2 separate regions of the Homo sapiens genome follow, and region 1 is linked to region 2. A link is a contact called in ENCODE Hi-C or POLR2A ChIA-PET data. All regions are on one chromosome and are shown on one strand. The core of a region is the stretch at or near the end of the contact, and the rest is flanking DNA. Distances in the headings are between cores, read along the strand shown. Region 1 holds the start of PTPN7 (protein tyrosine phosphatase non-receptor type 7). Region 2 has its middle 9.4 kb from the start of GPR37L1.

Region 1 (3,987 bases), core at 1-2,500, 48 kb after region 2:
AGACAAGGTCAACGGCTGTGCTCTGGAGCGCCCCCCATGGGCTTGGACCATGCTGAGGTGGGGTGCTGGGCCCAGGGGAGGCTCACTCAGCCATGAGGTCTGCCTGAAAGACAGGGCCCTCCGCTGCTGTTCTCTGGCCTGCCTGATTGGCCAGAAGGAGGCTCCCATGCCAGGCCAGGTTTGCACTCTGTTTTCACTGGGGCGTCTTCTGTTCCCCAAGAGGTGGCCTCATTTTCACTAAGGGAAGGACAGGATCTATTTGGTGGGACCCAGGGCAGAAGGCAGTCTCGGGGTAGAGTAACGGCAAGATAAAGGGTAGAGATTGTGGATGAAGATAGGAAAGAATCCAGAAGGAGGAAAAGAGAGAGGGGAGAGAGGCCACACACCAGAGTACACAGGGCTCTGAGCAGGTCCAAGTGGGAGAAGGCAAGGGAGGAAACAGAAAATATGTGTTCTCTAGGACGGAAGGGAGAAAGCACGCAGAAGCCATCTCTGAGCTAACCAGTGGGCCTTCCCCTGAACAGAGAATGGAGGCCTCCAGCAGTGTTGGAGCTGGTTGGGCAGCCAGGCAGGCGGGCTCCTGGACCCCAGCAGGGTCCTCTCCTAACTGCTGCTGTTCCACTCCCAGGTCTGTTTCTGGCTTCTGGGGTCTCTGTCCAGGGAGGTAGGCTGGAGGTGTTTCCTTCCTCCTCCTGCCCATCCCCCCGTCTCCCGCCTCTGTAACCGTCACAGGAAATGGCCTCACCAAGCCCTTGAACGACAGCGCATGGTGAGGCGACAGCTGGGGGCAAGACAGGAGGCATGGAGGTGGTGGGACCATCTCCTCTTGGGGGCAGTCCCTATCTCCCAGAGCCAGGGTCACAGTGGGCGAGGTGGCGGGGGTGTTGAATCACCAAGGCAGCAGGGACGGAGGTGAGGGGACAGAATGGGCCTGGCACAGGTGTGAGTGGTAGAGCGAGGGTCTCTGGTAGCAGAAAAGGTCCCTTCAGCCTCTGCTCTCCTTGTAGCTCCCTGTGGCTTCCCTGCTCACCCCCGTCTTGGGGACATCAGGTCTGTGAGCACCCATACCCCAGCCAGGCACTGTGGCGCCCCACTCGCCCTCCCGCACTCCCTCCTAGAGATGCCCTCTTATATCCCCGGAGTTCGCACCCCCCGGGGCCACAGGACTCCCAGTCCCCCCTTCAGATACTTACTGAAGCAGCTGTGGCCCCCAGGCTGCCTCTTGCCAGCTGTCTGTCTGTCTGTCGGTCTGTCTTTGAGGGCTGAGAAGGCTCCAGGAAGCCAGCTTCCTCCCTCCGCCCCTCCTTGCTGCCACCCACGCACACCCCAGCTGCATTCTGCCCTCCTGTGCCTGCTGCCGCTGCCACCAGGGGTCGGCTGCCTCCCGCCTGTGCCCTTCTGGGGCCCAAGGCCCCGTTCCCTGGGAATGGGTGAGGGGCCAGGCCTTCCCGACCATCCTGCTTTCCCCAGCTTCCAGACCCTCTCCCCTCTTCTGTGTTTCTCCTCTGGGTCTTTGTCACATCCAGCCGCTGCCTACTTGCTGGGCACAGCTCGCCTGACCCCCAGCTCTGTGCTGTCCCACAAAGAACCCAAGGCTCTCCTGCTCAACCTGACCTTGGCCGGAGGCTTATTTCTCCTTCTCTGCTTCTGCCCCACAGCCCTCTCCCTCAAGGCCCTCTCCCTCAAGGCCCTCTCCCTCAAAGCCCTTGCTGCTTCAAGCCTTGGGAATTCATGGCCAAGCACAGACCACATCTTCCCAGAGCAGATGTGGCACAGACTCGGGGTGGGGAAAAAGAAGAAGCAAGAATCCATGCCTCACAATGTGAAGGAAAGGGCCGGGGCCAGGCCAAAAAGGTCGTCTCCACGCCTGTGCCACGGCCCAGCTCTCCACAGCCCACGGCCTGAGTGTAGGCCAGCCCAGCAGGAAGCAGATAGCAGAGTCCACTTGTGGGAGGGAGTCCGAGGGGCTTCCCCTGGGCCCTCAGCCCCCTGCAGGCCTCCTCCCAGAACCCTGACATCTACTTAGAAGACTTACAGACAGTGGACAGTCTCTGGCCCTCACACCAGGGGACTCCCATGTCCTCTTCGCTGCTGGGGTGCCTGGATGCCTGGGACCTGAAGGGTGGCCCCCAAGTCCAAGACTCCTCTGCCCACTGCCCCTGCCTGACCTTGGCAGGCTCCTTGCGGGCCAGCAGCCCAGCCGGTTCATGCTCGCTGCACGCCTCCTTTTACCTTGTAACATTTCAAACGCCCTTCCCTTCCCGGCCCCCAACATGCACAATCCACGTCCTCTTTCTTCCTCCCACTTCCCTGATTCAGCTGTCAAATGGTGACAGCAAAAAAGAAATGAGGTACCCTAGGCACAGGGGGTAGGCATGCCGGAGGGGGTGGTCGGGAGGGGGCTGGCCTTCTGCTGGCCCCTTGAGGAGGAGGGTTGAGACGAAGAACAAGAACAGCCCCCAGAGGCTCAGAAGGCCTCCCAGCACCCGCCCTTGCTCTTGGCAGTGGGGACAGGGGCTGGCTCTTTTTTGAGCCCCTCCATGGCCAGCTGATCCTGGCACCTCCTTCCCTGCAGCCTGCGTTCCTCTCCGGAGTGGGTGGGTTTCCCTGAGGAGGAGGCCGATTAGGGCTGGGAAAGGGGTTGGTTCCCGTGCTCAGGACAGACTGGAGGGAAGCAGGAACCTGGGAATCCCTAACATGCTTGCGAGCAGTGACCTGGAGACTGGCCTCTGCCTCACCCCCCACACCAGTCAGTGTTTCCACTGGTGGGTAGTGGGGGCCCTGGGGACACAGGAGGGGGCAGGTGGGGGTTGGAAAGAGGGCCCGGCTCTGAGCCTATGCTGATTGTTATCAAGAACAGGAAGCTAGGACACCACAGGGGTGGGAGGAGGAAGCGGCAAAGCCCTCCCCACACAGGTCTGCCTGGTCCCCCCAAGTTTCCAGGGTCTGAGCCCTGTTGGCTGTGAGCCCACCCCTTTCCCCCACAGACTGAGGCCTAGCAGTGGCTGGACAGTTGGAAGCTGAGCTTCACAGCAAGGAAGCTGGGAGCCAGGCGATGGGGAAGATAGTTGGGGTTGGGGGTGGGGGTAGTGGCTGAGCATTAGGCAAGACCTCTCAAAGATCCCCTGTTCCCTCTGGGTGGATGTGGGGTAGAGGGGACAGTCACTCCTTGGCTCCTGCCCACTCCTTCTTCCCCTGTGCTTAGGGATACCTGGACATCCATGGAGGTGTGTGGCCAGAGCTCATGAGGGCTGAGGATGCCAACTGCAACCTCAGATGGCACAAGACATGCGTCATCGCCCTGCACCTCCCCCTCCCCAGCCTGGCCTGGTGACTTGGGACGCCCCTCTCTGCCCTCTCTGGAGTGGACTCTGTCCCATCCGGGCTGTTGGAAGGCTCCTGGGCGTGACTCCCTCTCCCCTCCAGAACCTTCCCACCCCTGGGGCCAAAAGGTCACAGCAGCTCTCAAACTTCCATCACTCGAATCGATTTGTGTTCCTGGGTTGAGATTTAGGTTCTAGCCACCCTCGACTCCAGAGAAAGTATAGTAATAGTTGGAAATCAGAAAGATCTATGCATAATGAGTCTAAACGTAGCTTATTAACTGTGTGACCTTGGGCAAATTGCTGAGTCTCAGGCTCCTCCTCAGCTTCCTCCCTCCACTGGGGGATGATCATAGCACCTCCCTTGTCAGCCCATGGTGTGCTTTGCTCACGGAGGAGAGGTTGGGAGTCAGCAGCCAGAGGACCGAGGAGCTGGGAGGAGCTGGCTGGGGAAGTGGGTCTGGGAGCAGCACAGGGTGAGGAGGTCATGGCTGCCGGGTCTCACCTCTCACCAGCCTCCCTCTTCCTCCTCACTGCTGACTTTCTCCCTGAACCCGGGCTGCCGGGGCACTTCCAGCCGAGCACTGAGGAAGTGCAGGAAGGAGTCACTCCCAGGGGTCTCCCAGCATCCCGGGTGGGACAGAGTCCACTCCAGGGAGGACAA
Region 2 (4,092 bases), core at 363-2,862:
GCGGATCACAAGGTCAGGGCATCGAGACCATCCTGGCTAACACGGTGAAACCCCGTCTCTACTAAAAATACAAAAAATTAGCCAGGTGTAGTGGCAAGTGCCTGTAGTCTCAGCTACTCGGGAGGCTGAGACAAGAGAATTGCTTGAACGTGGGAGGCTGAGGTTGTAGTGAGCTGAGATCAGGCCACTGCCCTCCAGCCTGGGTGACAGAGCGAGACTCTGTCTCAAAAAAATAAATAATAAAATAAAATAATTATTATTAATTTTTTTTTTGAGGCGGAGTCTTGCTCTGTCACCCAGGTTGGAATGCAGTTTCACATTCTCGGCTCACTGTAACCTCTGCCTCCCAGGTTCAAGCAATTCTCGTGCCTCAGCCTCCCGAGTAGCTGGAATAACAGGTGCCTGCCACCACGCCCAGCTAATTTTTGTAATTTTAGTAGAGACTATGTTGGCCAGGCTGGTCTTGAATTCCTGATCTTAAGTGATCTACCCATCTTGGCCTCCCAAAGTGCTGGGATTACAGGCATGAGCCACTGTGCCTGGCCTATTTTAAAATAATTTTATTTTAAAATATTAAAAAAAAGAAAACTGAGGTCTGCCGGGCATGGGCCTATAATACCAGCAGAGGCAGGAGGATGATTTGAGCCCAGGAGTTGGAGGCTGCAGTGAGCTACGATCGCGCCACTGCACTCCAGCCTGGGCGAGAGTGAGTCCTCGTCTCAAAAAACAAAAATCAAAAACTGAGATAAAGACAGGTTAGCCGGTCGTGGGTGGCTCATGCCTGTAATCCCAGCACTTCGGGAGGCCGAGGCGGGTGGGTCACGAGGTCAGGAGTTTGAGACCAGCCTGGTCAACATGGTGAAACCCCATCTCTACTAAAAATATAAAAAAATTAGCCAGGCGTGGCGGCGGGCGCCTGTAGTCCCAGCTGCTGGGGAGGCTGAGGCAGAAGAATGGCGTGAACCTGGGAGGCGGAGCTTGCAGTGAGCAGAGATCGCGCCACTGCACTCCAGCCTGGGCGACAGAACGAGACGCCGTCTCAAAAAAAAAAAAAATTAGCCAGGCGTGGTGGCAAGCGCCTGTAATCCCAGCTACTCGGGAGGCTGAGGCAGGAGAATCCCTTGAAGCCGGAAGGGGGAGGTTGCAGTGAGCCGAGATTGCCCCATTGCATTCTAGCCCGAGCGAAAGAGCGAAACTCCGTCTCAAAAAAAAAAAAAGACAGGTTAAGTGATTTGCCCATGGCTACATAGCTGGGAAGTGAGGAGATGTGGATTTCTGTGGATCCAATTTCATGTGTCTAGGATGACCCATCAACTCCAGAGAAGGGCAGGAAGAAGGTGCCGCTCTTAGGCTCAGAGGGACTCAGAGGTAGAAGTTCAACCATCCTTTCCCTCCCCACCCACCCAACCGGCCCCCTGAAAGCTGTCCAGGCAGATGCTGCCCAGGGAAGGGTTAACCCTCCTCTTTGGCTCTGCCCTGCATTCTTTTGTGCTGAGCTCTCTGGCAGCTTGTGTCAGGACATCAGGGCAAGAAGGCAGAAAGGACATGGCTAGGGCACCTGGCAATGAATAATCTGTTTGTCGTGGCCGTGCTGCCTTGTGGCTGTGTGGGATGGGGTGGGGATGGCGGCAGTGCCAGGACTTGGGGTCAAGGGCTCAGGGAGGGGGCCAGCCAGCTTGGAGGCAGGACCTGAGACTCCTCTATGTTTAGTGCTTGCTCCATCTCCCAGACAGCCACCTAAACAGGAACTGTGGCAGCTTTCCACGTTTGCCCCTGGCTGCAGCCAAACCTATCTCAGCTACAGCCTGGGACTTGGATCTCCCTGTAAGATTTCTATCCCATCCCTCTCCACCTGCCCCAGGGCTTCAGAACCAAGTTCTAGACTCCAGAGGGCCCTGCAGCCTGCCCCTCCAGCTACCAAGGATGAAAATCTGGTACAGGCATCTGTAGGGGACAGCCAAATGTGCCTGGAATCACTGGGGAAGGGAGATATGAGAGGATGCAGGGTGCCCTGTGGGGTTTCCCAGGCTCCTCCAGCCTCACCCCATTCCTGCCCTGGCTCAACTGCTTGGTCTTGTGATTGCAGGGGCCAGACTCTCTCCTCCAGCTGAGTGATGCTGGGCTCCACCCAGCAGCTGGCTCTTCCTGGAGTCTTTCCTCCCCACCAGCTCTCTTCCTGCCTGGAACTTCTGCCCCAGCTCCTTTCTACCAGACTAACTCTCTCACTTCCACTCAAATTCTGCTCCTGAAGAAATCCCTTCTAGAACTTCTCAGGAAGCCTTCTTTGACTCACCCAAGCCTGTCTGATCCCCTTGGGCTCTCCTGCCTGCTGCCATCCTCACATACCTCCACCTGTTACTGTGGCCAGTGCCTACTCCTTATGCATTTGATGTTATGCTTGCTGACTGTGTCTCACACCTGGATTCTGTGTGTGTGTGTGTGTGTTCTGTCTCTTCCAGAGGACAGAACAAGAACCAACGGGTGGATTTTCCTTGAGTCACATTTCTGATAAGGGAACAAGTTCGGCATGATCACAGCCATCTAAACATTGGAATGGGCTATCTTGAAAGTAGTGAGCTATCAAAGGAGGGGTTAATAACAAATGCTTCTGGGTAGCAGTGATGTGTCTGCCACATGAAAGGCTTTCAGTACACATTTGTTAAACAAATAACAACCTGCTGGCTTTCTCTCCTCCCACAGCCACTATGTGTCTCATAAATGCTTGGGGTTTTTTTCTGTTGGGGCAGCCAGTTGGGCCCCAAGAGGCAAGTCCCTGCCTGTAGTTATTCTGATATTGAAAGGGTCCTTACTGAGAAACTAACCTGGAGAGCAATCCTAGTAAGCAGAAGAGGACCTCTCTCCACCCATCTCTTGGTGTGGACTTGGAAGAGAGTAGGTGTTTATAGAGAGCTCCTAGCACTTGGTGCCAGCTAGGAGATACGATACGGGGGCTCTGGGATCTGGGAGGTAGGATCATGCCTTGTCAGCTGGATCCCTGGGCTCCTTGTAACCAACTATGCTTGTATCTCTTTAGCATCCTTGAGGATTTCATTGCATCTGAACATTCCAGCCTTGCCTTAGCTGTGCTGTAGGCCAGTGAGGAAAGATGGTGAAATGTGCTCGAAACATTGCATGCAGGCAGCTAGCTGCCATGGCTGGGGAAGTCACAGCGTGGGGAGGATACCCCTTTCCCCCAAGGAAAGGGGCATCTTGGGGCAGGAGCAGAAGACAGTTGAAAGACTTTCTGCTGACCATCTTGAAAGGTTTTTTTTTTTTTTTTTTTGTGACAGTCTCACTCTGTCACCCAGGCTAGAGTGCAGTGGCACAATCTCAGCCCACTGCAACCTCCGCCTCCCAGGTTCAAGCGATTCTCCTGCCTCGGCCTCCCCAGTAGCTGGGACTATAGGTGCACGCCACCACACCTGGATAAGTTTTGTATTTTTAGTAGAGACAGGTTTCAACATACTGGTCAGGATGAACTCCTGACCTCAGGTGACCTGCCCACCTTGGACTCCCAAAGTGCTGGGATTACAGGAGTGAGCCACCCAGACTTGAAAGTTGTTAAGTGTTACCTTTGTCGAGGAAGCCAGAAGTTTCCTCCCACCCCCATTAAGGAAATTTTGGCATTTTATAACAGGTAGGATTTTTGAGCAGTTTTTTGTTTCTACTTACTATTTACTTGTTCTTTTTTTTTTTTTTCGCCCCCTGAAACACATGTATCAAGCATCTACTGAATGCCAGGCACTGAGAACCAAGATAGGGAGACACAGGACCTGCTCACCAGAGGTTCAGTGACTTCCTGATCTGGGAGCTCCAGGGGCACAGTGTTTCTCCCTCTGTCCCCTCCTACAAGCATCCTCCCACCCCCACCCCTCACCATTTGAGTGCAATGGGAATGCCTAGTATAGTAGTTCTCAAACTCTAGCCTTCATCAGAATCCCTGGAGGACTTGCTAGAAAACGCCTAGAAGCTGGGCCCACCCTGTTTCTGATCTAGCAGGTCTACGGTGGGGGTTGAGAATGTGCATTTCAAAACAGTTTCCAGGTGTTTCTGACCCTGATGATCTAATAAAAAACCACTGATTTACAGTAT

Evidence for each region. A loop is a pair of places that touch in the nucleus more often than their neighbours do. ChIA-PET counts read pairs that join two places held with the same protein, here RNA polymerase II (POLR2A).
Region 1: a map of transverse colon shows a loop between it and region 2 (9-fold over the local background). The contact joins the promoter of PTPN7 here to the enhancer-like site in region 2. A Hi-C loop is called at or near these places in 1 of 168 maps with a recorded cell type or tissue (transverse colon). POLR2A ChIA-PET finds 5 or more read pairs at or near these places in 1 of 52 experiments (Caco-2).

What each region holds. Positions count from the first base shown.
Region 1 is chr1:202,159,352-202,163,338 of GRCh38, forward strand. PTPN7 (protein tyrosine phosphatase non-receptor type 7) reads right to left here and starts at 1,251. Exons shown (of 10, transcript NM_002832.4): 1 at 1,194-1,251; 2 at 1-103. The coding sequence starts at 51. RefSeq lists enhancers at 1-11, 112-201, 462-541.
Region 2 is chr1:202,111,464-202,115,555 of GRCh38, forward strand. No RefSeq gene overlaps it. Among named protein-coding and RNA genes, the nearest start is that of GPR37L1, 9.4 kb to the right of the region's middle. Within about 2 kb of position 1,613, at least 14 of the 41 ENCODE cell types and tissues checked have a DNase peak (open chromatin) inside an H3K27ac peak, as active enhancers do; they include transverse colon, where a contact is called at or near this core.